Regions from separate parts of the Mus musculus genome. Here region 2 is linked to region 1. A link is a loop called in an ENCODE intact Hi-C map of the cell type or tissue named here. Cell type or tissue: left cerebral cortex. All regions are shown on one strand. Each heading gives the region's core, and the rest is flanking DNA. Links, peaks and the distances in the headings are about the cores only. Region 1 overlaps Spats2 (spermatogenesis associated, serine-rich 2). Region 2 holds the start of Gm41398 (a long non-coding RNA gene).

What was found. Peaks named below come from ENCODE experiments on the same cell type or tissue, not always from the same donor. Only the 100,000 strongest peaks of a DNase experiment are listed, where the experiment ranks them.
Region 2: it touches region 1 in a loop (2.5-fold over the local background); 2 of 42 quality-filtered maps call a loop at or near these places.

The regions. Positions count from the first base shown.
Region 1 is chr15:99,198,896-99,213,701 of GRCm38, reverse strand. It overlaps Spats2 (spermatogenesis associated, serine-rich 2), which reads right to left. Exons shown (of 13, transcript NM_139140.1): 9 at 14,436-14,494; 10 at 7,995-8,104; 11 at 4,767-4,869; 12 at 2,606-2,820; 13 at 1,236-1,652. The coding sequence ends at 1,341. Gm46538 (a long non-coding RNA gene) reads left to right here. Exons shown (of 3, transcript XR_001781769.2): 3 at 50-97. Among named protein-coding and RNA genes, the nearest start is that of Kcnh3, 18 kb to the left of the region's middle. In left cerebral cortex, for the core only: no CTCF peak of the experiment used is centred there; DNase peaks (open chromatin) are centred at 5,497 and 6,163.
Region 2 is chr15:99,016,857-99,031,662 of GRCm38, reverse strand. It overlaps Gm41398 (a long non-coding RNA gene), which reads left to right and starts at 7,382. Exons shown (of 3, transcript XR_875654.2): 1 at 7,382-7,804; 2 at 12,638-12,742. Tuba1c (tubulin, alpha 1C) reads right to left here and starts at 1,772. Exons shown (of 4, transcript NM_009448.4): 1 at 1,239-1,772. The coding sequence starts at 1,241. In left cerebral cortex, for the core only: CTCF peaks have their summits at 5,182 (motif pointing left), 6,846 (motif pointing left) and 8,167; a DNase peak (open chromatin) is centred at 6,848.

The DNA.
Region 1 (14,806 bases), core at 2,212-10,211:
AACCCACTATCAGTCAGTGTCCGTCAGTCCCACTCCTTTCCTTCTCCAGCCTGCAGTTCGGGCCCCACTGCGAGCCAGGCCAGGCCCCGAGGCAGCCGCACTTGTCGAGAATATCCACAGGGAAGAAGCCCTGTTACCACGTGGCAGACACTGGTGGGGCAGGAGGATGTCTGACGCCAGCACCACTTGCTACGTGAGCTCAAAGACATGGTTACACTCACTACCCATCAAGGGACAGGGAACAGTGGGGGGGGGGGGCACACTATGACCTTCAGCTGCCTGGGGGAGAAGTGGGCAGCTGTGGTGCTCCCCACGTGCTGAGCGCTCCTCCCCATCAGTAACAGCTGTGCCTTCCACCGTCTAATTTGGTTCTAAAACAAGGCAGCAGCGGACAGAGGAGCTGGGATCAGACACCTTCATCAGGGCACAGAACAGGCTGCCCAAGTGACTTCTACCCATGAGGCCTAGAGAGACGGCGCTAAGGAGTCACGTGATGCACTAGCTTTTATTTATTCACTTATAAAGATGACCGCAACAACGGTGCCGAGTAACACCTTAGATTAACACTAATTATATTATATAAAATTGGTTCATAACAGGATTCAGGAAAGGGAGGGACAACAAACAACAAAAATCTCCAAACACTGAAACAAAGAAAAACATTTTTTCTTTTAAAAAACTTAAAATGTTACTTTCCCATAGATTTCCTTAGGCCGGGTTTCAGCCTAAGGTAAGCGGAAACAAGGCTTTGGGCATTTGGAAGAAACTGCAGGTTAAGGTACGGTGCCAAGTGTGGGATGGAAACCCTGACTTGATGTCAGACCTCAGGCACATTCCAGACAGAGGGCGTTCCCCGGGCTCTTTCACGAACTGACGCACATTTCCCTTTTCTGGCTGACCCAGTAGTGTATAAAACCCCTCATTTCTACTCCCGCTCAGGCAACTGGTGGGAACCTGGCAGGCACCTGTGGCATCTGCTCGAATGGACTGGAGACTGGACTAGCAGACACTCTTCCTCCCGGAGCCTCTGCGGTAAGCAGCTGGAGGTGAGGTGCGCTGGGAAGGAGGCTGCTCACCTTTGGGAAAACTGGCAATAGTTCCCCTGGTTCCTGGTGAAAACGACCAACCAGAGTCAGTCCATATCACTAGGAGAGGCCAAGGGAAAACAGCTTTCATTCAAAAAAAAAAAAAAAAGGAGAGAAGAAATCAAAAATATTTAGGATGGCCCAAAGAGATATGTATAAATTTCTTTTTGTTATTAAATCTAAGTATACATTTCCTAAAGTCCAGTTATTAGGTTGAACTGGATGGGAGAGAAGAGAGGCTAACTGGAATTCCCCTCAGGAGTTCGCAGCTTCAGCCTGAGAGGCCCTTGGTTTGCGCTGTGGGAGCCCCTTTTTGAACGAAGGCTTGGGTGGGCTAGGCTCTGAGATGGCTCCAGTTCCATTGGTCCCTGCAGAGTAAGGGCGACTCCGCTCGCCGGCGTTTCCTGGGGCTTGTGGCGGAACACCCTGATACCTGGGCCCGGAAGAATACCATGAGCTGTTTCTGTAGCGGCCCACACTGTCATGGCGCCCTGGGTTTGAGGGGTCTGCGGTCTTTTGGCTTTGTGCCCGGTAGCCTTGTCCTCCTCTCCTGTTGCCTGGAAATACCTACAGTGAAGAGAAACAATACAACGTTCAGGGGGCTCAGTCATGGCCAAGCCTGGTTCGTTTATGTTTGGGTTATAGCAGTGTTCTGATAGCAAAACCGTGCTGGGGATCAGCTCTATCAGCCAGTCCAGCCTGTCACTTGATCATAATTAGAGCACCTTTACTGATCTCTCCTGGCCTCTCATGCCTAGCTCTTCTCAGGAGTTTGTCTCTTTAGATGCCCACAGGAAGAAAGGAAACACAGAAGGAAAGTTACAAGCTCGAAGTCAGATAAGTACCGTACCACACGTCTGCAGAGCCGTCCTAAGCACCAGGGAAGAATGTGCGCACAGCGCAGTAAAAGCACACGGTCTGCTGTGCTGCGTGCTATGTTATGAGCTGCAGATTACGGCATGGCACGCTCTGGCCAAGGATAGCACACTTCTCTCATTCCAAACCCAGCAAGCTTACAGGACTGGCTTTTTTGTCTTCCAGGTCCAATGCTCTTAGTTCTGAAGACTATGTACAGCTTTTGACTGCTCTTGTGTTTATTTATCCTTCAAACCAAGGAAAAGAGACTGGATCTCTCTGCTGCTTTCTAGACTTTTCTCTTAGCCTGGCGGGTTCACTTTTTCTTTCCATTTAGGGTTCTCAAGTCCTGCAGTTTTCAGATACACAGTGGTGAACTTGCTACCTGGACTACCCTGAGATGGGTGCACAACTCCCAGTGTGACTAATTACCACACAATACAACCCACAACAAACTGCTAACAAACCAAAGTCAGCTGTCTGGGGCAACGGGAAGTCTCAGTCCGCTGATGGTTTGCGACGCTATCTCTAACAATTTCGTAGGAACTGAGACAGGATGGATGCAAAAACAGCAATGGAGAAAGCCAAGGAGAAGGTGACACAGTAGGCACTTAAATGCCAACAACTCGGGTCGCTCTTCCATGGCACGCTCAGAGCCAGCTTACCTCCCGATGAGCCTGGCAGGGCCGGTCACTGGAGTTCGTCATGGCTGCAGAGGCCTCTCTTGGGGCACAGTTTCTCTTGTTAGCACCTGGGAGGCTGGGAACAGAGGCATCAGGGGAGGAAGAAGCAGCAGAGCCATCACTTGGGCCACTCAAGGACACAGGTGCCACCAAGCTGCATCGAGAGCGGGTTGAGTAGCTGTTCTTTGGATGTGACACTGAAACAGAAACATGTGGACTATGTTGTGATCCTGTGATGTTTCACGATGAGCAATTAAGGAAAAGAACTATTTGCGGGATGTCCCGGTGTGTAAAGGCTGCACAAGCCTGGCCATGGGCTGTAAGGTCCAGAACCCGTGTGCAGTGGGGACAGAATCTGCTTCACCAAGTTCTCAAACCCCACTGCTTTGTAAAACATTCTTAGAAAGAGGAGTACAGATTATACCATACCCCCCCACACACTAACACTGACACTGACAGGGTCTCAGCAGACCCTTTTCCTAAACTCCTGGTTGTAGACTAAACCCTGGGAATGACAGGAAGGGCCCTATGTTCCAAGGAACAGTCCCGAAGGACAGACTTTGCAAAGCAAAAACAATGTAAACAATCAAATCTCTGCTGAATCCTTTTTAAATGCAGTGATGTAAGGGTACAAGAGTCAGACCAGGTAAGTAGAACTAGAACTTGTGCAGCCTGGTAGTGACGTAAGGTGACAATAGTTATATAAATAGAACTACATACAAATATGTTTATATGGTTATATAAATAGTACTTGTCTTTGCAGCAACCATGTCTTTCCAAGTTTCTTTCTGCTAAAATAGCCCCAAATTCAATAAACCAATATAACCAAAAATTCTTATTATTTTCAATTCAAAATGTTGTCAGATATCAATGGTTTAAAGCCTTCCTCGGATGTCCTCTTGGCTTGAAGCCTGGTCTGTGATGGGTTAACAGTCACCACTCTGAGGCCACCATTTCACTCTTTTGTGTTATGGTACAGCAGAGCAAGCAGCACTTACAGCCCCAGGGTCAACACTGAGAAGGAGAGGGGAGCTCGTTCAGAGCCTGATCTATTGTTAATGTCTGACTACAAACTCTCACTCAGAGGCCCTCTATGTTCTCCCCCTTAAAAGAAAGGTTTTATTTTGTGTGTATAAGTGTTTAGCCTGAATATAGACATGCACTATGTACCTGGTCCCCGTGAAGGTCAAAAGAAGACGCTGAATCTCTTGGAGCAGGAGTTAAGGATGGTAGTACTCTACCATGCAGGTGCTCGGAAGCAAACCTAGGTCCTGTATAAGAGCAGCGCTTATGAAGTGCTCTTAATCGCCGAGTCATCTCTTGAGCCCCATGATTTATTTTTATATGTGTATATGTCTCTGTGTGTGCAAGTGCCCACAGAGGCCAGAAGAGGGATGCCTGGGGCTGGAGTGATGGTGACTCATAGCTACCCAACATGGGCCCTGGGAACTGAACTCTGGTCCTTTGGGAGATCAGCAAGTCCTTTCAACTCCCAAGCTGCCTCCAGCCCAGCTCTTTCCCACTCACGGTGTCACCACTTAAGGGTCTCTTATGTGCCTAGTGAGACAAGAACTGTTGTGTCTGCTTGAAGGAATGAAAAAGGTCCAGGCTTCAATGCTGAAGCAGGTTTGCCCTGTTGCCTCGGGTGCCTGCCCCTCACACTGTTGTATCTCACACCTCAACTCAGCAGAACAGAATGGAAAAGAGTGCTCTGCTGGGGGCTGGGGACCTGGAAGATGGAGGCAAGAGAAGTGGGAGTTTAAGACCAGCCTTGGCCGGGTGTGGTGGCCCACACCTTAAACCAAAAGAAAGACCAGCCTTGGAGACTTAGCCAGGGCTACACAGAGAAACCCTGTCTTGAAAAGCCTAAATAAATAAATAACAAAAGAAAGACCAGCCTTGGAGACTTAGCAAGTTTGTAGCCAGCAGTCTAGACTCCAAAAGAACAAAAACTATCTCATACTTCAGGACTGGCAAATACTAGTCTTTACAGTCAAAGGGATTCCTATGTAGCCCATTGAGTTTTCACAAACCCAAGACAAGAGGCACCTAGGTGTGTGCAGTGGACAGGCCAGTCAGCACGTGTGCCTTCACCACAAGAGGACAGTCTCCTCAGCATCTAAGGTCTGGATCTCTCTCTCACCTTGTCCGAAAGAATCGATACTCTGTTTCAGAGTCTCCACATCACAGGTGAAGCGGGCTACCCTTCCAAGGTCTTCATCATATTTCCGCTCACTGACAAAGTGCTGGAGAAAAGAGAGAAAAGGTCCCAAGTGAGACAAGCACTGCACACAGAATTAAAACCACATCTAGAGATGGGAAAAGAAGTCTCTCTAACTTTCTCATTGTTACTGCTTTAAAGTTTGTTAGATGGCCATTCCATTACCGATACTGAGTAATCAGACAAATACACTCATTTTCTCAAGGGTCCGAAGACAAGCTTCATAGTTTGATGAAATGTTATAAATGGTCAACAACTAATGGTTATGACCTATAGGAATGGGGAGGGAGGGAGAGAGGGACGGGAGGGGAGGGGAGGGGAGGGGAGGGGAGGGAGGGAGGGAGGGAGGGAGGGAGGGAGGGAGGAAAATTTAGAGTAAAGAACCATCTCCCTACTGGAGCACTCTCCACATGGGACCACTTTACACAGAAGCAGAGGCAGCCTGTGCTCATGGCTCCCACAATGACCCCGTTAGGTAGATGGTTTGTTGTCCTTCAGGAGAAACCTCCTAAGAAAAGCCATATTGTCTCCTTATAAAATAGGACTTCAGAGTCTTTGAAATAGGAGCAATTTCTTGAGATGAAAAACCATTCACGTGGAAAGGCAAGGCTGCAAACGAGACATCTGTGCTGCAAGCGATTTAATCCTTTTAAAAGCAGACTGTGCTGACCAGCCCACTGGGCCAAAAGCTCACCATACTATGGAAAGTATGCGACAAGATCATGTCAGGAATGAGGCACCTGTAGGGACCTATGAGACAAACAGTGTCTCGGTGTCCGGCATCTTCCCTCTACCCACCCACACTGCACAGGAGGAGGCGAAACACCAAGTTCAGAGGTCAGAGAAAGTGGGCACCAGCTGAACTCCTTCCTGGAGCACACCTCCTCACTGGGAAGTCGATGCCCGCTTCAAACACATCCGAATTCTTGGAACGTATCCAGAAATACCAATAGGGAAAGGAGAGAAAAATTACCATTGAGATCTGACATCCTAAAAATTCTGAGCACACTGCAGCTTAGGAGAGCACACAAACTCCTTGTAATGGCGCTTTCAGATACAGAATATCTGCCTCATATTAATTCTGAAACAAATTCTAGGGTTTGTTGAGCCAAAGACATAATAGAAATGACAGAAGTACAATGATCTGGAAATAAGACGCTTAAATTGCACAGCACCCACTTCAGTGTGTTAAAACGTGGAAAGAAACAGATTAGAGTCTTAGTCAGCCCGCACGAGTATTTCTAGAAACCTTTTAGCCTCGTAGGAAGAGAACAGATGACGCCCAGGGGAGCCAGAACTCTCACCTAATTACGAAGGGGTTTCTGGTGTCTCCCAAGCAGCTGAATGAGACTGAGTGGCACCAGTGTGAGGGGGATACCATCCAGTGTCGCAATGGACTGTCGGGGAGCAGGAACGTCACTGACACTTTACACCTGCCGGCTCTCACACACCAATCAGTTCTCAGGGGAGGAGGGCGGGTCTGTGTGAACCCGGACCCGGGAGGGCCTAGCTTACCTTACCCCATGCCTGTCCCAGGCCTGCACGGGAAGCATTCCCCTCAAACATGGGAGCAAAGCCCATGTTTGGAAACAGCGGCGGTGAAAGGCTGAGGAATAGAAAGCCCCCTCTCCTGGCCCCGAAAGCTTCCTGTTTATAAATGACTTAGAGCACACTCTCCACGGGAACCGACAACAATCCAGCGTCTGGGGCTCACACACTTATTCTCAGAAATACCTTTTTTTTTTTTTTTTTTTTTTTTTTTAAGCAATTCATGTACTTTCCTTTATGTGTAACAAGTAATTGCTTGAGTCTATGTATGTAAACTTCATGTGTGGCTGGTGCCCTAGGGGGCCTTGGACAGAAGAGGGTGTTAGAGGCCCTGGAACTGAAGCCATAGATAGTTGTGAGCCACCGTGTGAGTGCTGAGAATTGAAGCCGGCTCCTCGGCAAAGCAGCAAGCGTTCTTAACCACAGAGCCTTACACACGTCTCCCTCCCCGCCCAACACACTCCCCCCCAAAGTTTATTTATTTTTATTTTATGTATATGAGGGTTCTGACTGCATGCATGTACATGTAGACTATGAGGCCAGAAGAAAGCATCAGTTACTCTGAAATTGGAATTACAGATGGTTGTTAACTGCCACGTGGGTACTGGAAAAGCAATCAGTGCTCTCAACCTGTGAGCCAGCTCTCCAGGGCTCCAAATATTATAATTTATAAAAGTTAAAAGATACCAGGCAAGCATGGTGCTCACATTCGTAATCCTTACACTCAGGAGGCGCAGGCAAGAGTGTCTGAAAGTTGAGGCTCGTTTGGGCTACACAGTGAGAAAGGCCTTAGACAAACAATAAAGGTATGAATGCTAAACTTCAGACGTGTTTATGAGGAGATTAAAATACAGTAAAGATCTTAAATTGTTAACATTTCTCTATAAAACAAGATTTGAGCAAACTGTTAAAAGCATGTGTTCTAAGCTAGTGTGCCACGGACTACTTAGTACTGATCACAGTCTAGTGAGCCAGACAGATTTGCCACCTAAAACTCTAACTTGCCATGAAAGCCCAATACAGAGGACATGACAGGAGTCGGGAAGAGGGGAGCCCAACACTGGCTCGGGGCAGATGGGAAACAAGCGTAGAGTTCTTTAAATGGGAGGGCCAGCAAGTGTCTGCAAATGGCTCGTTAACATGACTAGAGGAAGAACACAAAAGGAGCCTGGGGTGGCACAAGGGCGAGCCCAGCAGTCAGTGTAAGGATTACAGTGTTCATCCTAAAGTGTGAGCAGGTTTGAAGAAGGGACGATCAGGACAACTGGAAAGACTCAACCAAGCCTACCACAGAAGGCTAAGCAGCAGGTGACGGTGCTGAAGATCTTTATGGTGGAATGGAAACGAAAACAAGATTCAACAGCAAGTTCAAGGATGGGCAGAGTTTCCTGACAGACTTAATTCGAGAAACGCAGACATTTCCTAAGATTTCCTACCAGAACAACTGGATAGATGACAGAACCATTTAAAAGAAAAGTCTGGTAAGGGGTCAAGCTCAGAAGGGCAGCCCATGGGTTTAGGATGTTAGGTGAAGCCATGACTCCTGGAGATTTGCTGTGCTGGCTGGTCCAGAGAGTCAATGAAAGAAGAAGGGAGTTTCACCTTGATATCAGCCCTGAGTTCAACCAACTGCTCCTCTGACATGCGAACGGCCACATCTGTCATCTTCTTTAGAAGCTCCGCTTTCTTCTGCCGGCTGAGCAAGATTTCCACTGTGGAAGAAAAAGGAGTGTCACGTTTATGCTGCAGTTAGAGGTGCAGTGAGTACCTGCCTCAGAGTGTGTCCCGACAGTCAAGGGCCTAGCTGCCTGCCCACTCACGCAGAAACTGAAGATACCAGAGGCTCAGCTTCCAGCTGAGGGGTCTCTGAAGGTAGTTAAAAGACAAACACGTATGAATTACAGGACTTATAAAATCATCTCCCATTTCTCTCTCCTCTTCCTAACACCCCCCAGTCTGTTCTCAAGAAGTATACATATGAAGACAGAAATATGTATAACATTTGACACAAATTTCACCAAGAACAAACAGATACAAAATTAAAAGCAAAAGCATACCCCCCCACCCCCATCCCCCACTTCTGACTTTGTTGTCTCTGGTCAGAGAACCACTAACAACTTCCATTGCATAGTCCAAACACTGTCTCTTTATGTAGAGCACAGACCTCTCCCTCCCTCAAACCGAGTCTATAAGACACACCATCTTCTCTTTACCAGAGCCACTGTTAACCTGCTGTTCATGTCTCATTCGGCCGTCCACTCTACACACACACCCAATTAGTACATCAACTGATGATAGATATTCAAGCTCTTATACTCTTCTTTTTAAAAAAGCACCTGTTTCTACAGATATGGTAAAGAACAGATTAAAAAAATAAAAAATAAAAAAGTCCTCCCTAGGAAGCCAAGCTGGGAGCTGTCAGACAAATAAGCCGAGACACTTCACCACCAGCCTAGGAACTGATACCCAGCAAGGCTGTCCTGAGACAGCCTCTCACCCTGAAGCCCAAGCCTGTCTGAACGCTGCGCACAGGGCGGCATGTGATCTTCTGCCCAGCCCAGCCTTCCACACACTGGAATTACACACTTAAGCCATGATGCCCAGCTCTGTCCTGCAAGAGTTGGTCACTGTTTTCTCTTTCATTCTTTCTTTTGTTTCTTTTTCATTTTGGTTTTTCAAGACAGGGTTTCTCTGTGTAGTCCTGGCTGTCCTGGAACTCACTCCGTAGACCAGGCTGACCTCGAACTCACAGAGCTCTGCCTGCCTCTGCCTCTGCCTCCTGAGTGCTGGGGTTAAGGTGTGCACCACCACCGCTACCACCTGGTGGCAAGAATTCTTACTCTAATTCTCTTTTTCTGTGGATGTAACCTAGAGGAAGGGGACATGGTCTCTTCCTTTAGTTTATGGACCCAAGCCCCAACACGCCATCTCTGGCCTGATGAGAGCTCTAGTTATTCAGAGGATGTGGCCTTTCAGACAAAGGGACCAACCATTATGCTTTGAAGAGGTGGCCACTGACAAGAAATTGAGGTGTATCTATTCAATTTATTTAATAAATAACCTTTAGCTTTTTACCTTATTTTATACACATAAACACATGGGTGTTTTTTGCCTGCATGCATGTGTGTGTACCGTGTCTGGGCTCTCAGAGGCCAGAAGGGGGTATTGGAACTGGAATTAACAGATGGCTGTGAGCCACCATGTGGATGCTGGAAACTGGAGCCAGGTCCTCTGCAAGAACAGTACTCTTAACCACTGACCCATCTCTCTAGCCCCCTTTAAAGGGATCTATTTATTTTATAATAAAGAGGGTCACTGGGCAGCTGAAGCAGAGGACTGTGACAAAGCCTATTAAAAAGAGTAAGGCCCTTCTCCTCTTCTTCCTGTCAGAAGCCCCAGGTTAAGCCAGGTCTGAGCACTCATGCCTGTGACCTGAACATCTGGACAGCTGAGGCAGGACTGTGATGGCAAGGCTAGCCTGGGCCATATACTGAGTTCTAGGCTGGTCTCAGCAATACAGCAAGTCCCTGCCTTGAGAAATCAACCCAAAATGCACGAAATCAAAATAAAAATGTTGAGTACCAATGTTCCTGGGTCCACACCTAGTTTGGGCTTTGCTCCAGATGACATGGTGTGTGCCCTAGCTCAGCTTCAACACTGATGTGAGCGAGCAGAGGGTGGGCCCAACAGGAAGCTCTAGCTTACAGTGGTCGAGTCATGTGATGCTCACCCTTCCCTTACTGAATCCTTAGGAGTTATCTTTCGACCAGAGCACGCTGTAAAGGTGGCTAGAAAGGAGAGAGGAACCTGGGTCCCAATGTTACCCCTCTGACATTCTAATAAATATATAGTGATGCCCTGCTAATTATATATTAGTTATCTCTGGGCTTCTTCACAAGAGAACAGGAAATGCATTTACCTAGGTCACTCTATTGTGTGCAGTCAATTCCTAACTGACATATACAGAACTTTACACCCAGGGTCATGAGACAGCTAGCAATGCCGTGCTTGCTTTGTAAGACCATCTGAGCTAAAACCTCAGAAGCTAAGAAAGCCAGGTGCAGTGCACACATGGAGGCCAGATAGCCTCAAATGTGGGTTCTGGAGACTGGGCTCAAGCCCTGTGCCTCTTACTGACTGAGCTATCTCTGAAGATCAACACTCGCACTCGTCTTTCATTCCTTCTGTCTTTTTTTTTTTTTTTTTTTTTTTTTTTTTTTTGGTTTTTCGAGACAGGGTTTCTCAGTGCAGTCCTGGCTGTCCTGAAACTCACCCTGTAGACCAGGCTGGCCTCGAACTCAGAAATCCACCTGCCTCTGCCTCCCAAGTGCTGGGATTAAAGGCATGCATCACCACTGCCCGGCTTCTGTCTTCTATAGTACACTGTAGCTGTCTTCAGACACTCCAGAAGATGGAGTCAGATCTCGTTACGGATGGTTGTGAGCCACCATGTGGTTGCTGGGATTTGAACTCCGGACCTTCGGAAGAGCAGTTGGGTGCTCTTACCCACTAAGTCATCTCACCAGCCCTTCTTTCTGTCTTTTTTTTTTTTTTTTAATTTTTTTTTTATTACGTATTTTCCTCAATTACATTTCCAATGCTATCCCAAAAGTCCCCAATACCCTCCCCTCAACTTCCCTACTCACCCATTCCCATTTTTTTGGCCCTGACGTTCCCCTGGGGCATATAAAGTTTGTGTGTCCAATGGGCCTCTCTTTCCAGAGATGGCCGACTAGGCCATCTTTTGATACATATGCAGCTAGAGTCAAGAGCTCCGGGGTACTGGTTAGTTCATAATGTTGTTCCACCTACAGGGTTGCAGTTCCCTTTAGCTCCTTGGGTTCTTTCTCTAGCTCCTCCATTGGGAGCCCTGTGATCCATCCATTAGCTGACTGTGAGCATCCACTTCTGTGTTTGCTAGGCCCTGCTTTCTGTCTTTTAAAAAAGATTTGTTTCCACGTGTGTGAGTGCTTGCCCACATGTATCTATGTTGGCCATATGTATGCCCTGTGCCTGTGGAGAGCAGAGGAGGTCACGGCACCCCTGGCACTGAAGGTGTGGCATCTGTGAGCCGTCACGTGGGCACTGGAAGCTGAACCTCAGTTTTGGTGAAGATTGAGAGTTCCTAAGTGCTGAGCCAGCTCTCTAGCCTAACACTGATTTTCTTAACAGCTATAAAAGACCTACTTACGGGTTTACTCCCACCTGTCAATCACACCAACCTCAGTTCCTCTCAGCCTCCAGCATTCTGGGATTTCAAGTGCAAAATTACAGATTTCAAGATTGAGAAAATATGTTTTAAGGATTTAAAATTTTTTAAATTTAATTTTATATGTGAGTGTTTTGCCTGCATGTACACCTATGCACCGGCACGGAGACACACAGTAGGACCTACAGAGCTCAGAAGGGGTGCTGGATCTCCTGAAACTGGAGTTACAGGGGGTGGTGAGGCATCATGGCGTGGGTGCTGGGAACTGAACCCTGATTCTCTGGAAGAGCAACTAGTGCTCTTAACCACTGAGTTCCCTCTTCAGCTCTCAATAATGACTTCATACACATCACATGACTCAGAAAACCAACTAGGGCTGTGTGGTTAATAAATGGCTTTGTGATTACAAGCACTGGCTCAAGCAGAGGATCCAGGCTCGAGTACCATCACTCACATGGCAGCTCACAACTGCCCAGAGAGCCCACGCTCTCTTCTGGCCTCTCTGGGCACATGGGACACATGTGATGCTGCACAGACACACATGTACACAAAACACCCCCATACATAAAATGAAATAGTCAATTTTGGTTGACTGTGGGTCCCAGCACTTGGTAAGCAATACAGGTGGATCCTCTGTGAGTTCGAGGCCAGCCTTGTCTACAAAGAGAGTTCTAGGCCAGCCAGGACCCACAGTGAGATCCTGTCTCAAACAAACAAACAAACTAGAAACCAAACACATTTTTTTTGAGAAAAAAAGAAAACAAAAAGATATGATACTGGACAAGTCACATTTTCTCCAAAAGTTTCTTCACATGTCAAATAAAAAATAAAACAAGAAGATGACGTAAGGGTCTCTTGGCAAACCTAGAGGCCTTGTTTTGGCTAGACTGGCTGGACAGTGGGCCCTGTGTCCTACATGTCTGTGTGTCCAGCTCTAGGGTTACAGACCCACACTGCTGTACTCAGTTTTGATGTGGGTACCACAATTTGAACTCAGTGCCTCCTGCTTGTGAAGCAAGCATTTTATCCCACAGGTCATCTCTCGACCCCCTTTCCAGTGCTTGGCTTAGGACGTGGCCTCTCACTGGGGCCTCAGCCCTAAGTGCCAGGCGTTTATTTCCCCTCTCCTTGTCTTTTCTTTTCGTTTCTCGAGACAGGGTTTCCCTGTGTAGCCCTGGCTGTCCTGGAACTCACTCTGTAGACCAGGCTGGCCTCGAACTCAGAAATCCACCTGCCTCTGCCTCCCGAGTGCTGGGATTAAAGGCGTGCGCCACCGCGCCTGGCTTTGTTTCCCCTTTTCCGGGGCTGGAGTTAGATATGTGCCCACACACCCAGCTTCTAACACTTATATTCATGCCAGAACAGCAAGGACTTTATTGGCTGAGCCATCTTCCTAGCTCTCTAAAAGATACACACTTCTTTGTGTGCATATTATATATTTGTATATGATGTTTTGCCTGAAGGTATGTCTGTCTACCCTGTGTATGCCTGGTGCCCATGGAGGTCACAAGAGGGCATCAGATCACTTGGAACTGGAGTTATAGGCAGTTCTTAGCCACCCTGTGGATGTTGGGAATAGAGCCCAGGTCCTCCAGAGGAGCAGTCAGTGCTCTTAACTTCTGACCCACTGCTCTAGCCCCTAAAAGATGTATTTTTAAAAAGTACCTTTTTCTCAAAAGTAAGGATTGTGCCTTTTTACCAGTTTTAGTTTATCTGAACCTTTACCTATAAAAGAACCAAAGGACAAGAGTAGGCTAGATAGCTGGGACATTTAGACATCTCAAGATACACTATTTAGTGCTTATGCATCTACTTCTGAGAAGCAGACAGCATCTCTGCTGTATTCGCCACACTTCCCTGTGCTCAGCGCAGCGGTCTCTGGCCCCACCTGCCATGGCTGTGGCCACAGGCACAATGACTCGTGAGCTACCACCTAACAAAGCATTCCTATCCTTAGTGGTTTGAGGGTAGGTTAAACGACCTTCCCACACAAGTTCGATCTCATGAAGATAAAACCCTCCGCTGGACCATGGGGTCGGCTCAGCGGGGTAAAGCACGGCCATGCACACCTGATCCCAAGTCCCTGGTGGAGGGAGAGAATCGGTTCCGCAAAGCTTTCCTGCACACCGGTGCTGCACACCTGCACGCAAACCCACCATCACGTCTGCCTCTTCTGTGAAAAACCACACCCGGCAAGGCTACGGCGCTCCGATCCTCAACTCTCAGCTCACTGCCTCCCCTTACTCTCTGATTACAGACACTGAATAGGATCATCCTGAAGTGGAAAAACAAAGGAAATCCCACGACAGGAGACAAGGGCACACGCTTAACTGTAGGAGCATGGGAGGTCTTCTCTGACCATCCTGATAATTCTGCTTTATCAAAAAATAAAAATAGTAACAATAAGAAATTCCAAGAAAAGCAAAACAAAAGGCGGCTCAGGCGCCTCCAGGGTGCTTCCTTTTCCTACGGTCGATGCAGACACCGTGATGCAATCTCTTATAAATTAAATTCTACACTCAGAATGCTAAAGATTTGGGGAAAACTTTTAAAACTCGTATGAAGAATTAGTATGTCAGCACAGTACATTAATTGATAAACTCATATTTGTGTGTATACATAAACCATAACTGTAGACTATAACACTAAGCTTTGACTGAGAGGCAGCAACCTATTATTTGTATGGCTGATAGTTTTTAAGTCTCTATGTAGACCAGGCTGGTTTCAAACTCCCAAAGACTGGCCTGCCTCTGCCTTCCAAGTGCTAGAACTGAAGGCTTGCACCACCACGCCCTGGCTCAGTCACAGCTTTAATCAAATATCAATCATCTTACTTGCTTCAGCTTTCACTTTATCCATCTCAGCAAGCAGTGCCACTTCTCGATCCATTAAACTGGGGGGAAAATGAGAAAGAAAAAAGGGTTAGATGAGAAACTCATACCCAAATAGTATACAGTTAATGGAGAACTAGCAACTGTTTCACTAAAAGCATACTGCTAAGAAACAATGTATGGACTGCATGATAGTCTGGTGTCATATTCTCAACAAAGAAGATTTTAAAAAATTGTCAATACAAGGACCCCATTCCCTTTGTTCCTTATCATAGAGCAGGCCAGCTACTGGAAATCAGGAGTTTAGAACCAGCAGATGGCAGCACCAAGCCACAGAACTTTCTTAGTTATGCTAACTTTCAAGTATTCTGGAA
Region 2 (14,806 bases), core at 3,391-11,390, 180 kb after region 1:
CCTGGGACTCACTAGGGACTAAGGAGCCCCAAACTCATGATGAGCAATCCCCCTCCCTGTCTCAGCCTCCAAAGTCTAGAGAACTAGCCACTCTCCTCCAAGCCGGGCTGAGTTCCTGGTAACTTTGTTTGCTTTTGAGACCGGGTCTCATTGTGCTGGCTGACCAGAACTCAGAAGATACTCCTGCCGCTGCCTCCAGAGCCCAGGGTTTGATAGCCTCACCCATTTTTTTCTTGAAAACTGAACTAATACATTGTTAACCAGGTGAATAACCCTAGCTCTTGGGTAGTGGAGACAGAAGGATCTTGGTTTTAGTTGAAGGTCATGTTTGGCCACATAATGATTTCAAGACTGGCATGAGCATAAGACACTCAAAAACCAAAGTGCAAGCCAAGTGGTTTGCCTTTCATCTCAGCTCAGGTAGCAGAGGCAGGCAGAGCTCTGAGTTCCAGACCATCCTGGTCTACAGGGTGAGTTCTATTACAGCCAGAGCTACAAAGAAACCCTTTATCGAAGGAAGGAAGGAAGGAAGGAAGGAAGGAAGGAAGGAAGGAAGGAAGGAGAGAGAGAGAGGGGGGGGAGAGGGGAAGGGAGAGAAAAAAACCCGCTGTTGGTAGTTTACTCTAGCTTTAAATTGAAAAAAAAATTTTTTACGGACATTTTTTCTTAACTGGGCTAAATATAAATATGCCGTTGAAGTAACACTAAAAACTAGGCTGGCTTAGGGGATCTGACGCCAATTATTCCCTCCTACGGAGGAGCTCGCCTTCTCAGGTGCACAGCTGCAGCTGGAAGGGCCGGGGACTGGCCACAGGTGACTCAGCAGCGAGTCACAGGGCGTGGAGACGGTGCCCGGAAGTATTTGCTCAGTCCTGTCCAGAGCGCACGAGGTCCTCTGGGCTATCCCAGCTGGGAGAGCGACATCATTTGAGGAAAATGGAGACCTTTGAGTTTCTCCAAACTCTCGTGATCATTGTGAAAGTTCCCTGCCTTTCCGGGAGCGACCGGCGGCCGAGACGGGATGCTCTCCCAGGAGGATCGAGACAGAGGATCGGGACGAGCCCTCCAGCCCAAAGCGACACTAGTTTAGTGGACTAGGCTCTCACACCCCAAACGCCAGAAGCCAGTCTAACTGGAGGCGGCCGTCGTGGGGCTATTGCAGGTATCGTCTCCCGGGCAGCCCTCAGCTCCCGCGGTCCCTTCAGACGACCTCGCCGCTACCCCAAAGCCATACTCACCATATTTAGTCCTTGAAGTGGTCCGCGAAAACTGAGGAAGTGAAAAAGGGTGACGAAGATCTCCCACTAACAGACTACCAAGGAGTCCGGGGGAGAAGCTGTGTAAGGTCCGCCTCCAGGACAGGGCTTATATACCCTGGCCGGGCCACGCGTCGGGAGGGCGGACACCGGACCCCGCCCCGGGCCGCAGCGAAGCCGATGATTGGCGGGTTCGAAAGTTCAAATCAAACTCCGTAGAAGGAGCTGGAAGTGGGAAGGGGAGGAGACACCCAGGGTCCACGCCAGGGCCAGGTGGGGCGGGGAAGAAGGTGGGGAAGGCGATTGGAAGTTGGAGGACAGCGAGATCTTTGTGGAGCTCTGGCCGGAAGAAAGTCCCAGGTAGAGAGGGGGGCGGCCTGGCTCAGCCACCGGGGACTCACAGCTGATCGCCGCCGCACTTGTGGCTCGGTCGCCCCACCCAGGCCTTGGAGCCCGGAAGAGTGAGCCAGAGAGGTGACCCGGGGCTGCCGGCAGGGTGGTGACTGCGACAGCTTCAGGGGGCCAAGATGGAAACGCCCAGTCAACTTGACGGCACAGTGGGAGGGGTGGAGCTGAAGTTAGCTCAAGCCAAAGCCGGTTACAACATCACCAGGGTTGCAGCCCCTGAAGGCAATCTTTCCTAACCTAGGTCTCAGTTGCCTCCAATGGGTCCTAAGCACCTTACTCTTTACTCCCGCCTTCTAGAAGGCTAGCCCTCTCCTCCTTCCTCCCTTCTCCCCACCCTTCCCCCAAGTCCTGAGGATATTTGCCAGAGCATCCCGAGCGCCCTTTTATTTTCGAAGGCAGAGTCTGCCTCAGCTCCTCTTTAAGCAAACATTCCGAGTCTTAAGAGCCTTAAGAGGCACAAAATTATTCGGCCCATTATGAGAGGAACTCGTAACTCCCCCCCGCCCCCCAAGATGGGTCCCCGCTGCAGTGCTCAAGCTAAACCCAGGCGATCCACACTAATTCCTTTCTCTGCGTCTGTGGGATGCAGAGTTCACTCTGTAGTACCACATTCTCTCTGGCCCAAGAGCCCGGGGGCTCCTCTCCTCATTTTACAGTCAAGAGGAGAGGAGAGTTCGGGAAACAAAGCAGGCAAGTGTCTCCACCGCGGGAGACGTTGGACTTCCCTGCCCCACTGCCCTGCACTAGACAGACTTGTCTGAACAACTCCGCAAAGCAGATTTCTCAGAAGTGCCATTCAGTCCTGCTGAGGAGATAGACAGATCCCTGGGAAAGTTTAAGGAACTGGAGTGGTGTGCTTGCTTGTCCTCTTCATACTAAGGAGAGAGAGACAGGAAGAGCCTGGAGCTCACAGGCCAGCTGCTCTTGCAGTATCAGAGTTCAGTGAGGAACCTTGTCTCAAAAAAAAAAAAAAAAAAAAAAAAAAAAAAGGTGGAGAGTCATAGAGGAAGACGGAACATATTGACCTCTGGCCTATGCACGTACACAGAATCTCTCTCTCTCTCTCTCTCTCTCTCTCTCTCTCTCACACACACACACACACACACACACACACACACACACACAAATTAAAAAGCCGCCCTTATTTGAATGTGATGATGCATACCTGTATTTCAGCAGGCAGGGGACAAGACTGGCAAATTTGATCCAGGCTACTTTGTTTCAAATAGAAAAGACTAGAATGCCAGGGATGGCTGTGAAAAGTGGTACAATACAGGCAGACAAGATGGCTCAGTGGTAAGGTCATTTGCCACCAAGCCCGAGGAACTTGGGAGTTTGACTCCCAGGACCTATCCAGTGTAAGGAGAGAACCAACTGTAACTGATTAAATTATCTAATCTTTATACCAATAAAGTACCAGAGGCTTAAACTATGGTAAAGACCTGCTAGCTCAGCAAGGCAACTTTCTTTTCTTTTCTTTTTTTTCTTAACTACATACAAAATATCTATTTACAAGCCTGATTCCACAACTAAACTGCTAGCTCTTTAGAAATTTCTTTCTGGGGCTGGAGAGATGGCTCAGTGGTTAAGAGCACTGACTGATCTTCCTAGAGGTCCTGAGTTCAAATCCCTGCAGCCACATGGTGTCTCTCAACTACCTGTAATGAGATCTAATGCCCTCTTCTGGTGCTGCCTGAAGACCGCTACAGTGTACTTAGATATAATAATAAATAAACCTCTTTTAGCTACAGTGTACTTAGATAAATAAATCTCTTTTTAAAAAAATAAATTTCTTTCTGAGTCAATCTACAGAGCTAGTCTACTTTTCTCTTGAGCTCCTCCAAACCGGAGAGGGCTTCTTAGCTCTCTTTCCTAGAATATTGTTTTACCTGTGTCCTGCCAGCTGTGTCTCTGTTTTCCTGTAAGTCAAAGAGAAAAATCCCTAGCCCTTACTTGGAGCTCCTTCCATAAAGAAGACTCTTCCAAGCAGAGAGAGAGAGAAGGGGAGATGGGAGAAAGAGAGTACTGGAGAGGGAAGAGGGAAGGGGAAAGGGGAAATGGGAAAGTGGGAAGAGAGAGAGAGAGAGAGAACCTCTCCCAAGCAAGTTGCCTTAAAGTTAGCAGGAACTTTCCATTTTTTAGCATTCTTATCTAATGAGGCTTTTAGAGGCGCACCTAAACTGCATCTCTACAGGACTCATTTAGCCGCCTTTGACAAATGCAATTATCTATTTAAACTCTTATATTTTGCTAACAATTAGCTTTTCTATGTACAATAATCAAGTATCCTGTAACACTAATTCCCAAAAGTTGTCCTCTGACATCCATACACATGCCGCAGCAAACACATAGTCTATGTAAATAAAAACGCAAGAAATAAAAAGAAGTCGAGCAATGGTGACAGATGCCTTTAATTCCAGCACTTGGGAGGCAGAGGAAGGCAGATTTCTGAGTTCTAGGCCAGCCTGGTCTACAGAGTGAGTTCCAGGACAGCCAGGGCTACACAGAGAAACCCTGTCTCAAAACAAACAAAAAGGAATGGACCAGGCAGCAGCTGGAGCAAAAGCTTCCAGTCACAGAAAGCCTGTGGTGTTCTTGGGCAGAATGCGAAGGCCAGAGGGATGGAATTGATGCATGGTGAGGAGCTCTGGCACAGTGGAGCATGCCTGTAAACGCCACACGGTGGAGCATGCCTGTAAACGCCGCTACTTAGGAGGCTGAAGCAGAAGGACCACTGGTTTGAGGTCAATCTGAACAATTTGGGAAACTCCATTTTCCCTAGCATTTATGATGGATTGAGTTTAATTCCCAGTGAAGAGGTGAAAGGTAAGAAAAGCACAAAAGGGGCTGGAGAGATGGCTCAGCAGCTAGGAGCACTGACTGCTCTTCAAATCCCAGCAACTGCCGGGCAGTGGTGGCACACGCCTTTAATCCCAGCACTTGGGAGGCAGAGGCAGGAAGGTTTCTGAGTTCGAGGCCAGCCTGGTCTACAGAGTGAGTTCCAGGACAGCCAGGGCTACACAGAGAAACCCTGTCTCGAAAAACAAAAACAAACAAACAAAAAAATCCCAGCAACTACATGGTGGCTCACAACCACCTGTAATGAGATCTGACGCCCTCTTCTGGTGCATCAGAAGACAGCTACAGTGTACTTACGAATAATAATAAATAAATCTTTGGGCTAGATGAAGCAAGGGCAGACCGGAGCGACCGGAGCAAGCAGAGGTCCTAAAATTCAATTCCCAACAACCACATGAAGGCTCACAACCATCTGTGCAGCTACCGATACTTGCGTACCCATGTACATAAAATAAATAAACAAACAAACAAATAAATATTTTGAAAAAAAAAGAAAAGAAAAGCAGGACAGTTTCTATACTTTTCAGCTTGAATACATAAGGGGCTAGAGACATGGCTCAGCAGTTAACACCGCCTGCTCTTTCAGAGGACCTGAGTTAGAGTCACAGAACCCACAAGCTACATACAGTCGCTTCCAGGGAATTTAGCTCCCTCTGCTGGCTTCTGTGGTCACTGCATGCATACAGTACATAAACATACAGGCAAAACACCCACGCACAAAATAAAATCTGAAACACAGACAAATATTAGGGAAGAGAGAAGCTTAAGAAGAAACCAAAACGGCTGGAGAGATGGCTCAGCAGTTAAAAACACTGACTGCTCTTCCAGAGGTCCTGAGTTCAATTCCCAGCAACCACATGGTGGCTCACAACCATCTGCAGTGGGATTTGATGCCCTCTTGAGGTGTGTTTGAAGACAGAACCAATGTACTCACATATAATAAATAAATAGTTTTAAAAGAAGAAGAAGGAGGAGGAGGAGGAGGAGGAGGAGGAGGAGGAGGAGGAGGAGGAGAAGGAGAAGGAGAAGGAGAAGGAGAAGGAGAAGGAGAAGGAGAAGGAGAAGAAGAAGAAGAAGAAGAAGAAGAAGAAGAAGAAGAAGAAGAAGAAGAAGAAGAAGAAGAAGAAGAAGAAAGAAAGAGGCGGAGGAGGAGGAGAAGAAGAAGAGGAAGAGGAGGAGGAAGAGGAAGAGGAAGAGGAAGAGGGAGAGGAAGCCCTGTACGTGAAGTTCCCGAAGTTCAGGCCTTGCCGCTGCCTTCAATCCAGAACAGAGCTGTCACATTCTCAGCGGAGCAGCTGCGACCCCACCAAGATCAGGCCAGCCTCCATTCCCTCATCCAACGACTCTCAGCCCAGGCTGCAGTCACACCCTCCTGGGCACCAGCCCCCGGTGCAGGGGATACTGCGCCAGTGGTTCTGGACTCCTGGGGTATTAGCATGTACAGGAAGTAAAAGATTCGTCGTTAAAGCTATGCAGCTTTCAGGAGGCTGGCGCACGCAGGGGCGGGGCTTCGGGATTCGGCTGTTTGGGGGTCATCCAAGACCCACAAAGTAAGTTACCATTTCCTCAGTGGTTGGGAGTGCTAGCTGCTCTACCAGAGAATTCTGGTTGAATTTCCAGCACCCACAGGGCAGCTCACAACTGTCTGTAACTTCAGTTCCGTGTTCTCACACAGACATACATGTAGGCAAAATAATACACATAAATAAAAATATCCGGGCGTGGTGGCACACGCCTTTAATCCCAGCACTTGGGAGGCAGAGGCGGGCGAATTTCTGAGTTCGAAGCCAGCCTGGTCTACAAAGTGAGTTCCAGGACAGCCAGGGCTACACAGAGAAACCCTGTCTCGAAAAACTAAAAAAAAAAAAAAAAAAAAAAAAAAAAATATATATATATATATATAATTTTTAAAAAGTCCTCTTTGGGCAATATAATTGTTTCGTGGGTAACAATGCTCACTGCCAAACCTGATGATCTAAATTCGAACCCACAGCCCACGTGGGTAGAAGGACAGACCACCTTTTGCAAGCTTTTCTCCTAGCTCCACACTCAAACTGTGGCATGTGGGTACCCACACATGTACACAATCAGTAAATCAATGGGATTTGTTGTTGTTGTTAATGTACTCTTGTTTGTATTCTGGTATCCAGGATGTGGAAACAGGAGGAGGATATCTGAGAGTTCAAGGCTATCCTGGTCTACATAGGGAGCTTCAGGTCAGCCAGGGGCTGTAGGAGACCTTTCTGCTCCTCTCCAACACACATACAAAAAGTACTCTCGCGAAATAGTTGTAAGCATTGAGAGACGTGTTAAGGTTTGCTGCCCCCTGCTGGAGCGTTCTGGAAATTGAGCTGGTAGAGCTCTTGCTTAGCATTCTCAAGGCCCTGGGTTTCATTCCTATAATATTTTATTTTGGTATATAAGTCTATACCAAAATTAAAATAACCCTTCAGTGAGAAGCCCTGAAGACCTACTCAGTGAAAATCCCTGCAGACCTATTCTGCTTGATAAAACAAACTGTAAGCTAATGTCTTTCAGCATAGCTACAAAGCAGGGGAAAGACTTCAGCCAGTGGTTCTCAACCTGTGGGCCACAATCCCCAACGACCCTTTCACAGGGGTTCACTAGGACCACCAGAAAACCCAGATATTTACATTATGATTCACAACAGCAAAATCACAGCTATGAAGTAGCAACAAAAATAATTTCACGGTTGGGGATAAGGAACTGTATTAAAGGGTCGACAAACGTCAGGAAGGTTGAGAATCACTGCACTAGATCAAAGCTAAGCTTGGAGGCTTATCCTGTATCCTTGGCACTCAGACTGAGGCAGGAGACCTCAGCAAGTTCTGGGCCAACCTGGGCTACACAGAGTTTAAGGCCAGTTTGGTTGCACTTAGTCCATGCTTAGTCCAGCCATCCTGACCCTCTGTTAATCTCAGGCCCAGCCCCTGCCAAGTGGCCTACTAACTGGAGGAGTCTGGAGATACCTTGGAAGTCGTCCAGGACACTGACCCCATCAAACAGAAGGGGATTATGGCCAAGATGCAGGAGTGATTTTCAGAGACACCAGAATGAAAGACAAATTCAAAGCTCTGTTCTCTGCACCTGGAAGACCACCGCTAGCAAAGCCCTCTCCACGGTGCTGAAGGTACGGCCCCTCCTCACTGTCACTAATGCAAATCCTATGAGGAAACAAAGCAAGAGGAACCAGACCTGTGGTGTCTGTCTGCAGCCTCACCCCTACTGCCTGAGCCGGGACACCCGACAGAAATGTTCAGGTACCAGGAAGGACAGGGACATTTGGGGATACAAAGCAAGGTCCAGTGTTCCATCTTTTCCTTTATTTCAGATGAGAAGATATAACTATTTTTTGAAAGATTTTAATCTTTTTTTAAAAAAACAGATTTTCTCTCTGTAGCCCTGGCTGTCTTGAAATTCGCTCTGTAGACCAGACTGGCTTCAAACTCAGAGATCCTCCTGCCTCTGACTCCTGAGTGCTGGGACTAAAGGCATCTGTTACCAGTATCCAGCTAATTATTTTTAATGTTAAAAAAATTTAAATCTATGTATGAGTGTGTGTTTATTCATGCTATATGCATGTGCGTGCAGTGCCTGTGTAAGCCAGAATAGGGCATTGGGTGCCTTGGGGCTGGAGTCACATAAGTTTGAGAGCTAGCTGCCTCTATGGGTGCTGGGAGCTGAACTCTGGTCCTCTGGAAAACTAGCTGGTGTTGCTCACCTCTGAGTTGTCTCTCCAGCAAGACTTTATATCTAATTATATGTAACTATACTTTTTCTTTACTTTCATAGCAAAATATTTTATCTTCTTTTTTTTTTAGTTTTTTAAAAATATTTTTAAAAGATTTTTAAAAATCTGCATGTGTGCCTGGTACCTGTGGAAGCCAGAAGAGGGTATCAGACTCCCTGGGACTGGAGTTAGAGACACGTGTGAGCTGCCGTGGTAATGACGAGAATCCAGCCCAGGTTCTCATAAAGAACATCTGGTACTCTTGGTACTTTTTTTTGTTTTTGTTTTTGTTTTTGTTTTTTTTGTTTTTCGAGACAGGGTTTCTCTGTATAGCCCTGGCTGTCCTGGAACTCACTTTGTAGACCAGGCTGGCCTCAAACTCAGAAATCCGCCTGCCTCTGCCTCCCAAGTGCTGGGATTAAAGGCGTGTGCCACTATGCCTGGCACATCTGGTACTCTTAACCGCTGAGCCATCTCTCCAAACCCTGGAGTTTTCATTGTTTTTTGTTTGTTTGTTTGTTTTTTAAGATTTATTTTTTTAAAGATTTATTTATTAATATATGTAAGTACACTGTAGCTGTCTTCAGACACTCCAGAAGAGGGAGTCAGATCTTGTTGCAGATGGTTGTGAGCCACCATGTGGTTGCTGGGATTTGAACTCTGGACCTTTGGAAGAGCAGTCGGGTGCTCTTACCCACTGAGCCATCTCACCAGCCCAAGATTTACTTATTATATGTAAGTACACTGTAGCTGTCCTCAGACACTCCAGAAGAGGGCATCAGATCTCATTATGGATAGTTGTGACCCACCATGTGGTTGCTGGGATTTGAACTCAAGACTTCTGGAAGAGCAGTCAGTACTCTCAACCGCTGAGCCATCTCTCCAGCCAGAGTTTTCGTTCTTATTTTCCTTTTTAAAAGTTTTACTTTGTTACTTTAAAATTGCGTGTAAACGTGTGCGTGCGCGTGGGATGAGCACATAAGTGCAGATGCTTAGAGGCCAGAGGCATCTGGTTCCCCACAGCTGAAGTTACAAGTGATTGCGAGCTGACTACTGTGCGTGCTAGGAGTACAGCTCGTGCTGTCTGAGATGGCTTTGAGAGATCTTTTCAGTGCTTGCTTTTGTTTCTATTTTTTAATTTTAAAAATTAGTTTATTTTTGCATATATATGAGTACACTGTAGCTGTCTTCAGACACACCAGAAAAGGGCACCAGAGTCCATTACAGAGGGTTGTGAGCCACCATGTGGTTGCTGGGAATTGAACTTTGAATCTCCGGAAGAGCGTCAGTGCTCTCAACTGCTGAACCACCTCTCCAGCCCCATGCTTTTGTTTCTTGACTCAGTGTCTCCTACCCTAAACTGGCCTCAAAGTCTGATTTAGTTGTGGATGACATTTAGCTGAGTGGTAGCGAGTGCCACCATGCCTGGTCTGTGCTATACTGAGGACAAAACTCAGGGCGTGGTATGCAAGGCATAGTACTTCAAATGAGCTACAAGCCCAGGCTGTTGGGTTTTTTCTTTTTTAAAAAAGATGTATTTATTTATTATATGTGAGTACACTTTTGCTGTCCTCAGACCCACCAGAAGAGGGCATTACATCTCACTACAGATGGTTGTGAGCCACCATGTGGTTGCTGGGAATTGAACTCTGGACCTCTGGAAGAGCAATCAGTGCTCTCAACCGCGGAGCCATCTCTCCAGCCCTAAGCCCAGGTTTTTAACCAAACCTCTTAGTAATTTTATCTATTGCTTTGACAAAAGCAACTGAAGGGAGAAAGGTTTGATGCTGGCTCACAGTTTAGGGTGCAGATTGTGAGGCAGCAGAAGCGTGAAGTAGCAGATCACGTGAACCATCAGTCAACAGAAAGCAACCTGTGCACCCTGCCGCTTTGTTCCCTTTCTCTACTCTTTCCGTTCAGGACCCAGTTAGGGAATGGCACCGCTCACAGTGGATAGGGAATGGCACCGCCCACAGTGGGCAGGTCTTCCCTCTTCAAGGCTATCAAGATAATTGTCTGTAGGAATGGCCAGAGGCCCAACTCCTGAGCGTCTTGAAATTTCTATCAAGTTGACAACAATAACCATCACAATGAGGAGTGTTTATTTATTTACTTATTATTTATTGCAATGCTGGAAATATGTTTTACCAAACACTCGGAAACAGAGTTTGGAAACTAGACTCAGTTGTTGGAAATACTCTCTGCTCTTCCAGAGAACCCAAGTTTAGCTCATAGCTGCCTGTAATTCTAGCTCCATGGTATCTAATACCCCCTTCTGGTCTCCTTGGGCACCCACACACATGTAGCATACACTCACACAGACATATTAATAAAATAAAAATATTTTTTAAGGGCTGGAGAGATGGCTCAGCGGTTAAGGGCACTGACTGCTCTTCCAAAGGTCCTGAGTTCAAATCCCAGCAACCACATGGTGGCTCAAAACCATCTGTAATGAGATCTGATGCCCTCTTCTGGATGACAGCTACAGTATACCTACATGTAATACATAAATAAGTAAATAAATCTTTAAAAAAAAAAAAGGGGGGGGTCTGGTGAGATGGCTCAGTGGGTAAGAGCACCCGACTGCTCTTCCGAAGGTCCGAAGTTCAAATCCCAGCAACCACGTGGTGGCTCACAACCACCCGTAATGAGATCTGATGCCCTCTTCTGGTGCGTCTGAAGACAGCTACAGTGTACTTACATATAATAAATAAATAAGTAAATCTTTTAAAAAAATATTTTTTTAAACGAGATAGCATTTTCAGCTTATATTTCCTAATTATTGAGACCTGTAGACCAGATGGCTTTGAATTCCCTATGTAGAAGGGATAGCTTTGAACTCCTTCCTAGTCTTCCTGTTTTCACCTTCTGAGTGCCAGGATTACATCTATGTTGCCATCATACCTGGCTTAGGTGGCGCTGGGGCTCAAACCCAGACTTTCCTGCATGTTAGGTAAGCACTCAACCAACTGAGCCACGCCCCAGCCCCAGCCCACCCACCAGAGTCCTTACAAGTTGCTTTCTCAGACCTGAGCAGCATTTTGGACTCTGCCCCCTTTCGTTAGCAATTTGCATACACCTTACTAGCTGTGGTACTGTAGACAGGCAGGCCTAGAACTTGAGATCTTCCTGCCTCAGTCTCCCCAGAGACCTCCTATTAGGCCTGGCTTTGCTAGCTCCATTCTGGAAGATAACTACAGAAAATCAGCTTTCAGACGGGCGTGGTGGCGCACTTGGGAGGCAGAGGCAGGCGGATTCCTGAGTTTGAGGCCAGCCTGGTCTACAGAGTGAGTTCCAGGACAGCCAGGGCTACACACAAAAAAACCCACCCTGTCTCAAAAAAAAAAAAAAAACAAAAAAAGAAACAAAAAACAAAATAAAACAAAAAAAGAAAAAGAAAGAAAGAAAGAAAGAAAGAAAGAAAGAAAGAAAGAAAGAAAGAAAGAAAGAAAGAAAGAAAGAAAGAAAGAAAAAAACAGCTTTGGTCTCTGATGAAACCCTGCTCCCATTTCTGTGTTCTAACAGGACGGACGAGCTTTCTTACAGGCCTTCTGCCTAACATGTAAGGAGATCCTAGGTGTAACCCCCAGCTCCACAGACCAACAACAACCGCCAAATATCCCTTTGACCCTTCATCCGTTTAGCGTACAAGCTTAAAATTCTGTTGCAGAAAATTAAAAATACCTACTCACATTTTTCAGTTAAGAGCATTATTATTCCAGTAAGTATGCCGTACCCTGGGGCCTGGAAACTTCCCTATTTATAGCAATGTTTATCCAATAATTGTATTTATTCCCGAGTGTAGAAAGCACCCAGGCAGCCTGAAGGGGAATGCCCCTGACAGTTTGCGCTCCTTTTATAGCTTCTCACCACCAGCGGAGACAGCAGACTGCCCTGGTTTTCTGAGGGTCTCCTAACTCAGGATAGTTCCCAGACTCCCCACCCCCACCGCCCCTCTGCAGTCATGAGAATAGTTCAAAATCTGTGCTTTGGCCAAAGAAAGTTTATCCCTGTCAACGTTAGTACCCAGCCTTGTAGGCGTAGGCTTTTCTCAGGTCCGGGAGCCTTGCTTCTTTAACGGAAAGTGAGAGCAGATCCCGCGATGGATTTCCGGGAGGCTCCCTTTTCATAGACAACCCAGGCTGACTCGTGCACCTCTTTCTCGCGCAGCCTTTGCTGCTCTGCCTTAATTCTCTCCCCAAGGCCTAACCCCTGGGCCTTTTTTAGAGTTCTATGTAAGGCTCGTCCATCTTGTTTCTGACTCGCTTTGCGCATCCGCCTCCGTGCATGTTCACATGACTAAAATTGTATGACTCCTCCCCAAACCCCGTTAATCTCTACGTTTTTTTTTCCCTTTTGACAGGTCCCATGTAACACTGGTTAGCTCTGAGACTGACAAAGATGGCCTTGACCGCTCCGTGACCTTGGCCTCTGCCTCTCAAGTGCTGGAGTTACAGGTATAAACCAGGTATGTGACCCTGCCCTTCCTGGGGTCCTTCTGCCTGCCATTACTGTGGTTCAAGGAGTAAGCAGATGCCCAGTGTGGCTAATGCCTTCCTTTCTGAAGCACCACCTCCTGTCCAAAAACAGCAGAGTATCAAGTGTAGACCACGTGCTGCCCCAGCATTTATGAGGCTCAGGCTGGAGGATTAGGAACCTCAGAGCCAACATTAGCTATGTTCTGAGTTCATGGCCAGCCTGGGCTACACAAGTCCCTCTTCTCATAAAACCTAAACGGGGCTAGGAAGATGGCTCAGTGTCTCAAGGCACTTGCCACAAAACCCAGTGTTCTGAGTTTGATCCCCAGGACCCCCACATGACAGGAAGGGAGAACAAGTTACATAAATAGTTCAGAACAAATCCAACATATTAGTATAGAACCACCTTCATATATACAACTGTAAGCATATCTATTTCCTCTATCATTCAAGCCCAGAATGGTCCAGCCCCTGTAGAGATTTGGTGAAGGACGAGGACCTACACTCACAAGCCTTTGTTTTTAAAGCTCTTTGCGAGTTTATCGTGCATGGCAGTCTGGGCACTTTTCCCTTCCCCTCCAGCATAGTTTGTTCCAACAGAGTCTGGAATATAAGCTGTTTAGAAACCCTGAAAGGTCTCATGTTTCTGGTAGATCAAGATTTCCTCATTTTAAATTACATAGTTCTCTGTTTTGGTAAGCCGTGGTCCCTGCTGACTTGTAAATACTTGATGTGGAACAGCTTGTAGCTACAAAAATCAACTTACTCCCTTCCCGCCGCAGCTCCACGTATTTGTATGGAGCCCAAGGGACAGAGCCTGGCTCACATACTGCGGAGGGGGGCGAAAATTCCTTTGTGTTCAAAACAAAGAAACAAACTTAAAATTCAGGTTGCTTGGCTGTCTCGCTCCTTCTTCAGAGAAATGAACAGTAGTAAGGCAGTTATTGTACAGTGAGAAAAGAATTAACCTGGTCTGTGGGCCGCCAGCAAGCTGCGAAACCACCTTTTCCTGGTGCTTATTTGTTCCTTTGTGCTGGGGTCTCCATGGCCTCTTGGCGCACAAGACCCAACTCTAAATACATCGTTAGGGAATTGGAAGAAGAGGAAGCCAGGTGAAAGGCGGTTTCTTTCTTAGCCAGCCATGGCCAAATCTAAAGACAAGGCGGGGTGAAGCTCTATGGGGAAGGCACTGTGGGAAGGGGAAGCAGGTAGGGTAGCAGGAGGCAGGCATGGCTGATTGCTCCTCTGTCAACAAGCGCGCAAAACCTGAGCTACTGCAAGTGCCAGGAGTACAGGAAAGGCCCCCAGCTATATTTGGGCCAAGTTTTCCCTGTGTGAGGGGGGATGACCCTTGCTCTGGGTAGCCTGGGATTCCAGAAGGCCTGATCTGACTGTAGGCTAAGTAACTGAACAACCAACCAGATTTCATCATCGGCCAGACACAGTTCGCCACTCTACCCTGCACCCTGAAAACTGTAGCGACTTCCTGATGATTCACGGGGCTGGGGAGATGGCTCATTGCTTAAGTATACTCGTTTGTAGCTGGTGGTACATAGCTTTAGTCCCAGCACTCGGAAGCAGACGCAGGTGGGTTTCTGATTTCAAGGCCAGCCTGGTCTACAGAACAAGTTCTGGGACAGCCAGGACTACACAGAGAAACCTTGTCTCAAAAAAATAAATGAATAAATAAACAAACAAATATATTTTGTAGATTTTCATATGATATATTTTTATCATATTCTTTTCTAGTCCCCAACTCTTCCTAGGTCCTTCCCATTTTCTATGCTCCCAATTTCATGTTCTTGCTATCTCTTAAAAAAAAAGAAAAAGAAAAGGGAAAAAAAGCCATTAGAAATTGATTTGTCTTATTTGTTTTTTAAAAGATTTATTTATTTATTTTGTATATGAGTAGCTGGTTGTGAGCCTTCATTTGGCTGTTGGGAACTGAATTTTAGGACCTCTGTTCGCTCCAGTCGACCCCGCTCTATCAGTCCCTACTGACTCCAGCTCAAAGATTTATTTATTATTATAAATAAGTACAATGAAGCTGTCTT